3 separate regions of the Homo sapiens genome follow, and all the other regions are linked to region 3. Evidence: chromatin contacts called from ENCODE Hi-C or POLR2A ChIA-PET data. All regions are on one chromosome and are shown on one strand. The core of a region is the stretch at or near the end of the contact, and the rest is flanking DNA. Distances in the headings are between cores, read along the strand shown. Region 1 overlaps SSH2 (slingshot protein phosphatase 2). Region 2 has its middle 120 kb from the start of GOSR1. Region 3 holds the start of TMIGD1 (transmembrane and immunoglobulin domain containing 1).

What was found. Hi-C counts contacts between places; a loop is a spot of excess contacts on that map. ChIA-PET counts read pairs that join two places held with the same protein, here RNA polymerase II (POLR2A). Pooled maps may share reads with other maps.
Region 1: a loop to region 3 is called in a pooled map, with 3 times the contacts of the local background. The contact joins the enhancer-like site here to the promoter of TMIGD1 in region 3. A Hi-C loop is called at or near these places in 2 of 50 pooled maps. POLR2A ChIA-PET finds 5 or more read pairs at or near these places in 2 of 52 experiments (GM12878 and endothelial cell of umbilical vein).
Region 2: a loop to region 3 is called in a pooled map, with 2.5 times the contacts of the local background. The contact joins the enhancer-like site here to the promoter of TMIGD1 in region 3. A Hi-C loop is called at or near these places in 2 of 168 maps with a recorded cell type or tissue (PC-9 and mammary epithelial cell), 3 of 37 single-sample maps with no recorded cell type and 8 of 50 pooled maps. POLR2A ChIA-PET finds 5 or more read pairs at or near these places in 5 of 52 experiments (AG04450, HepG2, OCI-LY7 and 2 more).

What each region holds. Positions count from the first base shown.
Region 1 is chr17:29,848,659-29,851,921 of GRCh38, reverse strand. SSH2 (slingshot protein phosphatase 2) reads left to right here. Exons shown (of 16, transcript NM_001282129.2): 2 at 2,993-3,073. Among named protein-coding and RNA genes, the nearest start is that of SSH2, 80 kb to the left of the region's middle. Within about 2 kb of position 1,646, at least 3 of the 41 ENCODE cell types and tissues checked have a DNase peak (open chromatin) inside an H3K27ac peak, as active enhancers do.
Region 2 is chr17:30,598,944-30,601,900 of GRCh38, reverse strand. It overlaps the pseudogene SMURF2P1-LRRC37BP1 and the pseudogene SMURF2P1. Among named protein-coding and RNA genes, the nearest start is that of GOSR1, 120 kb to the right of the region's middle. RefSeq lists a silencer at 1,140-1,619. Within about 2 kb of position 1,505, at least 40 of the 41 ENCODE cell types and tissues checked have a DNase peak (open chromatin) inside an H3K27ac peak, as active enhancers do; they include OCI-LY7, PC-9, endothelial cell of umbilical vein and 1 more, where a contact is called at or near this core.
Region 3 is chr17:30,332,718-30,335,762 of GRCh38, reverse strand. It overlaps TMIGD1 (transmembrane and immunoglobulin domain containing 1), which reads left to right and starts at 1,706. Exons shown (of 7, transcript NM_206832.3): 1 at 1,706-1,763.

The sequences.
Region 1 (3,263 bases), core at 397-2,896, 480 kb after region 3:
AATTTGGTTTAATTTTTACTTTTCTCTCTTCAGGTCTGTTTTGTTTTGTTTTTGGACACAGGATCTAGCTCTGTTGCCCAGGCCAGATGGCAGTGGCACAATTATGGCTCACTTGAAGCCTCGAACTCCTAAACTCAAGTTATCCTCCCACCTCGGCCTCCCAACTAGCCAGGCCTACAGAGGTGTGCCACCATACTTGGCTGATTATTATTATTTTTTTTTTGTCATGAAGATGGGGTCTTACTATGTTGCCCAGGCAGGTTTCCAACTCCTGGGCTCAAGCTCTCTCCAGTTTTTATCATTATTATTATTATTATTAATTTTTTTTGAGATGGCGTTTCGCTCTTATTGCCCAGGCTGGAGTGCTATGGCCATGATCTTGGCTCACTGTAACCTCCACCACCTGGGTTCAAGCGATTCTCCTGCCTCAGCCTCCAGGGTAGCTGGGATTACAGGTGCCCGCCACCATGCCCAGCTAATTTTTTGTATTTTTAGTAGAGACGGGATTTGACCACATTGGCCAGGCCGGTCTTGAACTCCTGACCTCAGGTGATCCACCCGCCTCCCAAAGTGTTGGGATTACAGGTGTGAGCCACCGTGCCCAGCCTCTCTCTAGTTTTTATACTGTGACAATGACAAGCCACTTTTGATGTGCTTAGTATTATCTATATTATTATCTGTTGTAGTATGAGAGCTTGGGAAGATTGAAAACAGCTCTGATCTCTACCATTTTAATTCTTTCAAATATTTATTATTAAGCCTTTAGCTTTCCTAATACGAGTTCCAGAAGTCTTCAAATATTTTATATATTTTTTAAGCTAGATGGAGAGTAAATGTTCTTATTCTCCCCCCTCCAAAATATAAGAGAACAAGAATTAAAAAGACTTTACATTTGTAGGATTTTTAGCAATAATTTTTGTTTGTTTGTTTCTTTTTTGAGATGGAGTCTCGCTCTGTAGCCCAGGCTGGAGTGCAGTGGCGCGATCTCGGCTCACTGCAACCTCCACCTCCCAGGTTCACGCCATTCTCCTGCCTCAACCTCCCGAGTAGGTGGGACTGCAGGCGCCCGCCACCACACCCGGCTAATTTTTTGCATTTTTAGTAGAGACGGGGTTTCACCATGTTAGTCAGGATGGTCTTGATCTCCTGACCTCGTGATCCACCCGCCTCGGCCTCCCAAAGTGCTGGGATTATAGGCGTGAGCCACCACGCTCGGGCAACAATGATTTTAAATATTTGGTTATTTCTGATTATTTTCTAAAAGAGGAAGAGAGAGGGACAATGCCAGATGAGACTTGGTTTTAAGACAGAAAACTAAAAGTAGACAAAGGGTCAGAGTAGAAAAAAAATGAGAAGGAAGTAAACCAGGAGCAAGGCTGTTATCAGAAAGAGTAACTCTGAGCTTTACTTTCTTTAAGTTTATTTGCACTCTAAAACTCTTATCTCTGAGGGTATACTTTAGATGAAACACAGCCCTACCTGTGAAAAATTAAAGTAGGAATCAACTAGGATAGCCATGAAGTAGTTATAAGTTTCAGCCACTGGTAGTGAGAAGTTTTAATGACGTAAGCTTATGCATCAATGATCCATGTAGGGATAACTCAGTTTCCAGCTGCTGTTAGCTAAACAGCAAACATTTGAATAGAATCTAATGAGTCAGAGTTGGAGCCTTTTCTGTTCCCTTTTTTGAGTTGTTAGTCATAGGGAAAAATACTCCTATGTTACCAGCTAATTATTTCACTCCTTTGTCTTATTTTCCTTGTCTGTCTTCTAGACAGATTTTTAGAAAGAGATTAGAGAACAGAAGAAAAGGTTTTAAATTGTTTTCTGGTGCCTGTTGGGGGACTTGGGTAGGGCATGTCTCCTGGCTCTTTTTTTTTTTTTTTTTTTTTGAGATGGAGTCTTGCACTGTCACCCAGGCTGGAGTGCAATGGCGTGATCTCAGCTCACTGAAACCTCCGCCCCCTGGGTTCATGCGATTCTCCTGCCTCAGCCTCCCTAGTAGCTGGGATTACAGGCACACACTGCCATGCCCGGCTAATATATATATATATATATATATATACTTTTTTTTTTTTTTTTGTAGTACAGACAGGGTTTTACTATGTTGGCCAGGCTGGTCTCAAACTCCTAACCTCAGGTGATCTGCCTGCCTCAGCCTCCCAAAGTGCTAGGATTAGCAGGCATGAGCCACTGTGCCTGGCCTGTCTCTTGGCTCATATGAACACTTGGCAGCAGAGAGCTAATGAGGCTAGGCTAAGAGTTAGATCCCGTAATCAGGCCCTATGCTATATTCTATAGCCTATCTCTAAACAAATACATCAAATGTGTATCTTTGGATGTGAAGATAAATGAACACAAATCTATCCCCAGTCTGAGAAGAGTTCAGAGTACATACTACAAAGGATTAGCAGCACCATCTTTTTTTTTTTTTTTTTTTTTTGAGACGGAGTCTCGCTCTGTCGCCCAGGCTGGAGTACAGTGGCGCGATCTCGGCTCACTGCAAGCTCAGCCTTCCGGGTTCACGCCATTCTCCTGCCTCAGCCTCCCGAGTAGCTGGGACTACAGGCACCGGCCACCACACCCGGCTAATTTTTTCTATTTTTAGTAGAGACCAGGTTTCACTGTGTTAGCTGGGATAGTCTCGATCTCCTGACCTTGTGATCCTCCTGCCTCCGCCTCCCAAAGTGCTGGGATTACAGGCGTGAGCCACTGTGCCCGGCTAGCAGCACCATCTTTACAGAAAAAGATGTGCTGGCTCTTTCCCCAAATCGGGAAACCATAGGAAATGCTTCAGTTGATCAAGCATTCCTCAATCAACTAACCAGTCACCTTGTTGGCAGTGTTCTCTCAAAATAGCCATCACTAATCAGAATTGCAGCTTCTCACCTGTGAGCTAACACCACTGACTCAGTGATTTCAGCTTGCTTTTCCCCTCGTGCTTATGGGCCCATTCGTTTGGATCTCTGAAATGATCTTGTTTGTATTACAGAGCTCTCATTTGGAAGACAGTGAATCAGCAGCATTACTTTGCTGTGAATGTGAAGAATCAGAAATCTTTACTGATTCCAATGTACGTAGGTATATGTTTTTATACAGACTTTGGTGATTCAAGTAAAATCTTATTGGGTAAATTTGGCTATTAAATGCAACTGATATAGTGCCTATTATTTTATCTATTTGACCCCATTCAGCCAAATGTCTGGGAAGGCAAATAGGTGGCTTAGAATGAGTGTATATATAAACAGTATGGTACATTTATA
Region 2 (2,957 bases), core at 256-2,755, 270 kb before region 3:
CAAGTTTTCCTAAAATGGGGGTGACATGTCCATGTAAGAATACCAAAAATGGCACTGTAAGCAAAAATGTACCTGTAATGTTAAAGATTTCATGCGCCTGGAATCATAAACACTTTGTAAGTGTAGTCTTCTATCTAGCAACCCCTCCGGACATTATTTTCCATTTAGAAAAAGGAAGGGGGAGGGTGGGGAGAGTAAGAGAAAGTTTGCTCTAAAGTTTGTATGAGCACATAGTTAGAAAAGTACCCCCTACCCGCCTCCAAAAGTGTGTTTTTAAAGCAGGTCTGGAGTTAGAAGTGACACAAGTTCTGCGGCCTACAAGGTACAACCCCAAACATGCCACCCTACAATCAGACACTTCCAAAACACAGTGTACAATGAGCCCGAGCCGTCGGATCAGACAGGCACATGGGAAAAGTCAACCTCAGTCTCCTCTCCTCAGAGAGACCTGAGTTTAAGGTGTGCGGCCCCGGCAACGGTGGCCAGAGGCGGGGAGTAAAGGTTTTGCAAGCGGGCATAAGTGGGTGTGCAAGGTAACAACCCGGGAACACACACGTACACCCTCCCGTTAAGCGCTCCATCTTTAAGGAGTGTTTACTGCGCGCAGTCTGCAACCGGATTCAATAATCCCCTTCACGAGCCCACCTGGGCCGTAGCCCAGGGGCTGCTGCTCCCCGAGCCCCGGGAGGCAGCGTCGGGCTCCTTGACCAAGACTTTTCAGCCCGAAATCCGCTGCGATGCGAACGGGTGTATCCTCCCCTCCACAAAAGACTACCCCGCCTCCCCGAGTCATCCTCGGCTTTTTAAAGAATGTCCAAACCAGAGCGAGTGGCTTTCCAATTACTCTCCCTGAACTAGGCCTTCCTACTCCTCCGACCCCCAACTCACCATTGATCGCGATCCTGGCCCTTCCCAAGTCAACAGGTACCCCGCGCCAGCTCGCCCACCCGGCGGCTGCCCAGCCCGGCCGCCGCTCCCCATCACCTGTCGGGCGCAGTCTGACTGGCCCGTTCCTCCGGCTTCAGGGGTTGGACATGTCCCCGGCGGCGGGGTTGGCGGGGGCGGCGGGCGGGACGGGGACAGGGGCGACGTCGAAGCGCGGCGGAGTCACCACAGAGGCAGGGGCTGAGGCCCGAGCTGCCGGCGCTGCGACCGCCACGGCCGGAGGGTCCCGGATGTGGCGAGCGTCGTCGTCCTGAGCCGCTGAGCTCCCCGCTCCTCCCACTTCTCCTTCCTTGGTCCGGGCAGCACAACTAGGCGGCAGCCGGCCGCTGGCGCCCCAGCCGTCTCCTCGCGGCCTCCGCGGCCTTTCCCTCCTCTCCTCTAGGCTAGGCCCAGTAGCCGACGGGGCTGGTCGGCTGAGGCGGGCGGTGCTCGGCGGCGCCGGAGCAGGACTCTGGGCTCGGCTACTCCTCCTCCACCCGCCTTTTTGTCTGAGGGACCCGGGACCTGGGGCTGCCGCCACCACTGGTCGGCTCCGGGGGACTGGGAGGAGACGGGAGTTGGGGCCGTTGGGGCCGGGCGGGGCCAGCGGGCGCGCGCAGAGTACCCAGGGTGCCCCGGGCTGGCACCGGCCGTCAGGGAGTGGGTGAGGTGCCGCCGAGGGTCTCACGCGGAACGCGCGCAGGGAGCAAAGTGGCAGCGGGGGCGACAACTCTGGCACCTGGAGGGGCATAGTGTCCGGTCCACTTAAGGAGAGCTTTTGTCCAAGCAGGGCCGACTGCATTTATTAGACGCCCACTGCGTGCAGAGCGCTCCTAGAGGCTGGGGCGAGGAAGGTTAGAACCGAGTCCGCTGCCCGCTGGGAATCTGGCGTCTCTCGGGCGAGGGAAGAGACAGCATTCCCACGCCAATGGTTCCAGCAAAGCCCCAGGACTGCTCTGCTCCTGGTCTTGTAGTTGACACCTCCATCGGAGACTCACCTGGGGGAGGCGATCGGGTTACCTGCCGGCTCCTGCTCTTTTCAGGTGCAGCCAAGGATAGGGAGATGATAACATCTGAAAGGATTAACAAGATAAACCTTGGAGAGTAATGTATGAAGGGTTGTTCATACACTGCTGTATTTAGTTATCTCAGGAGGAGAAAGAAAATTTCTTTTTAAATGTGTACCTTATCCTTTGACCTTGTAACTTTACTGCTAGGATTTTTTTTTTTTTTTTTGACAGGGTCACCCTCTGTCGCCCAGGCTTGAGTGCAGTAGTGTGACCACGCCTCACTGCAGCCTCAACTTCCTGGGCTCTGGTGATACTCTCACATGAGCCTCTGGAGTAGCTGGGACCACAGGTGTGCACCACCACGCCCCATTAATTTTTGTATTTTTAGTAGAGACATGTTTAGTAGAGACATTTAGGTTTCCCCACGTTGCCAGGCTGGTCACGAACTCCTGACCTCAAGAGATCCGCCTGCCTCGGCCTCCCAAAGTGCTCTCAGGCTCGGCTCCCTGAGCCACCATGCCTGGCCCTATTCTTGACAAATAAATAATAGTACGGAAGATGTTCTTTGCTATATTCCATTAATAACAAAAGGAATGAGGGAACAGCATAATGGTCCATGAACCGCATGCTTTTTAATGCAGCCATTTAACTGACAAGTTTTATGAAGATCATATAATATGGAAGAATGTATATGTAATGCAAAGTTTAAAAACAGAATAGAAGTTGTATGCATATGCATGCGAAAGTATGTAGCACAATGTAAACTACTAAGAACAACAGCGTGGGAGATTTTTTATGTGATTCATTAGTTTTGCTTTAGGCTGTTATTAATGCAATTTTAAATGTTTTGGATTAATATATTTTAATCCTTATTCCATGCCAGTCATTTCTTTTAATGCATCAGTGTAGTCACCTCTCCAGATAGTTACCTCTGAGAGCATTTCATCAGTTTGGATACAGCCTTACAATTAAAGTAATCCAAAAAAGTATATGAAGTTCTAGACATCACACTAGAAATACCAC
Region 3 (3,045 bases), core at 457-2,956:
CTTCCTTACTATGCTTCCTGAGATCACTTTTTTTTTTTTTTTTTTTTGAGGAAGGGTCTCACTCTCTCGCCCAGATTGGAATGCAGTGGTCCAATCTTGGCTCAACACAACCTCCACCTCCCAGCCTCAAGGGATTCTTCCACCTCAGCCTCCCAAGTAGCTGGGATTACAGGCGCCCGCCACCATGCCTGGCTAATTTTTCTATTTTTAGTAGAGACGGGGTTTCATCACATTGGCCAGGCTGGTCTCGAACTCCTGACCTCAAATGATCCACCCTCCTCGGCCTCCCAAAGTGCTGGGATTAAGGGAGTGAGCCACTCACCGTGCCCGGCCGAGATCACCTTTAAATAAACTATTGGCACTCAAAGCTCTGTCTCAGGGTCTATTTTGGAGGCACCAAGAACCAAAACATCACTCCATTGCTAAATTCATTTTAAAATGACAATCTTGGATCCCTGGAGAGGCAAACTCAAAACCTGTTTGGGTGGTGCTTGCAACCCAGCCAACAGGAGCTGCTCTTAGCTCTGATTTTTGCTTGAACAATGCTATAGTGAGGTTGTGTTGATTTAGGATGCCCTGCTCAGCCTATATTAATAATAATAGTAATAAGAGCTACTGTTTACCAAGAGCTTACTGTGCGGCAGATTCACATGCTTCATTTCATTTAATCCTCACAGTGACTCCGTAGGGAGGGTACTATTACTATTTCCATTGTATTGATGAAGATCCTGAGGCTCATGGAGGTTAAATAACTTTTCAAAGTTACATAGCTAGTAAGAGGCAGATTGCTGGTGTGCTTCAGCAGTGTGTTAAAATGTGTAGATAACTATAAATATTCTTCTGTTATATTTTTGTGTAAATGGGAACAATAGTACTTGGCAGATAAAATTTGCATCGTTAACAATACCATAAACATAGTGTAATGCAAGGATCTCCCAATCAGGTGAGAGCCTCAAGAGGATAAAACTGTTCCCTAGGCCAAGGTGGGCAGATTGCTTAAGGCCGGGAGTTAGAGACCAGCCTAGGAAACATGGCGAAATTTCATCTCTACCAAAAATATATATATTAACAAAGTTTAGCTGGGCATGGTGACTCACGCCAGTAGTCCTAGCTCCTTGGGAGGCTGGGAGCAGAGGTTCAGTCAGCCACAATTGTGCCATTGCATTCCAATCTGGGTGACAGAGTGAAACCCTGCCTCAAAAAACAAAACAAACAACAACAACAAAAAAACGGCTCCCTGCCATGCCTGGCTTGGTACAGCTTATGCACTGGGCTTGGGTTACTAGTGGTAACTAAGACTTTTCCAGCATTATTTAAGTTGTGTAGAATCTTCCAATGTTTTGACCTCTGTTAAAGTCAAACTTCTCTTTGGACTCGTCCCTTCACAATCCCCAGGCTAGATGATCAAAACGCAGCCATCTTACTTAAATATGACAATATTCAGTGAGATGCGCTACAGATTTTTGCACAAGTTCAAGCTTTCTTGGAACAACACATCCCTGTTAGTAATATCCGGCCCCACCTAGTAACCGAGGTAGACATAGAAACTTAGATCTTAAGAAGATGTCTTTCCCAATTACTATCTTCTCTAAGACTCCATAAAGAAAAACAGACTTTGAACCCAAGTTATCTTATTTATTTGACCCTGCTGTCATAAAGCGTTCAAATTCAAGTATTATAAAGGATTGTAACAGGGAAAGCATTTAGGGTTTTCAGGCAGAGGAACAGTTGGCCAAGGAAGTCAGCTTCTCAGAGCTCAAGAGGTAAGTGGTAAGACTGTCTTATATAGAAAGTAGAGAGTCATACAGATTAAAAACAAGCCAAGTGAGGGGAATACATTTTGAAAAGTTGCTGTCTCGGTGGAGTGGAGGGAAAGAGAAGACATAGATTTGTCCCCTTAATAGGGCTGGGTGAGGTCTGGCAAGAAGCCTGCACTCTCAGTTTTTATTGAGTACTTGTAGTGCAGAGCGCTTGAGAAAACTCTACTATTGACCACATTCTGCAGTAATCACTGTTACAACACTGTGATAGAAATCTTTTTGGCAAATATTTAAAATTACAAAAGAATCAATATTAGTAGTAATTGCATCTTACGAAAAGATTGATGCAGGCTTGTCTGCCAGAAAGGGTGAGCCTGGCATGAATGAAACTTACTCCTGTCAGGGCACGCCTGGGACAGGGGAGGAGTAGAGTAGGTATAGGTATATTTCAGCTCTTGTAAATTAATACTGGTGTTAAGGGGAGAGAACTCCCAGTGGCCAGGGACTGGAAAAGATTAACAGCAGCTTTTTTTTATTTTTTTATTTTTTATTTTTATTTTTTGAGACCGAGCCTCACTCTGTCGCCCAGGCTGGAGTGCAGTGGCATAATCTTGGCTCACTGCAACCTCCACCTCCCAGGTTCAAGCAATTCTCCTGCCTCAGCCTCCCGAGTAGCTGGGATTACAGGCGCTCGCCACCATGCCTGGCTAATTTTTTTTTTTTTTTTTTGCATTTTTAGTAGAGATGGGGTTTCACTATGTTGGTCAGGCTAGTCTCAAACTCCTGACCTCAGGTAATCCACCTGCCTCAGCTCCTAAAGTGCTGGGATTACAGGCATGAGCCACTGCACCCAGCCTAACAGCAGCTTCTTAAAGGAAAAGAATATTAATCTAGGCAGTAGATTGGGTAGTAGGGTGGTTGAGAGTAGGGTGGTTAAGAGCATGGTCTTGGGAGTCTGGGTTCAAATCCCGACCTTGACATTTACTGTCTGTGGGATCTCAGGCAAATTACATAGTCTCTTTAAATCTATAGAAACGACCTCAGGAGGGTTGTTAGGAGGCTTAATTGTGACTGAAATGATGTATGTAAAGTGTTTAGCACAGTCCCTGTTGCGCAGAAAGTTTTCCGTATGTGGTTCGCTATATTTATAGTAGTACTCTTGAAAGGAAGTAATGAATATATGTTTTTTTCCCAGATGGAAATGGAGAATATCTTAGGGAGAGGGAGAGTTGAAGCAAAAGCAAGAAGGGAGAAAGGACACCTTTATTATTTATTATTTTTAGTC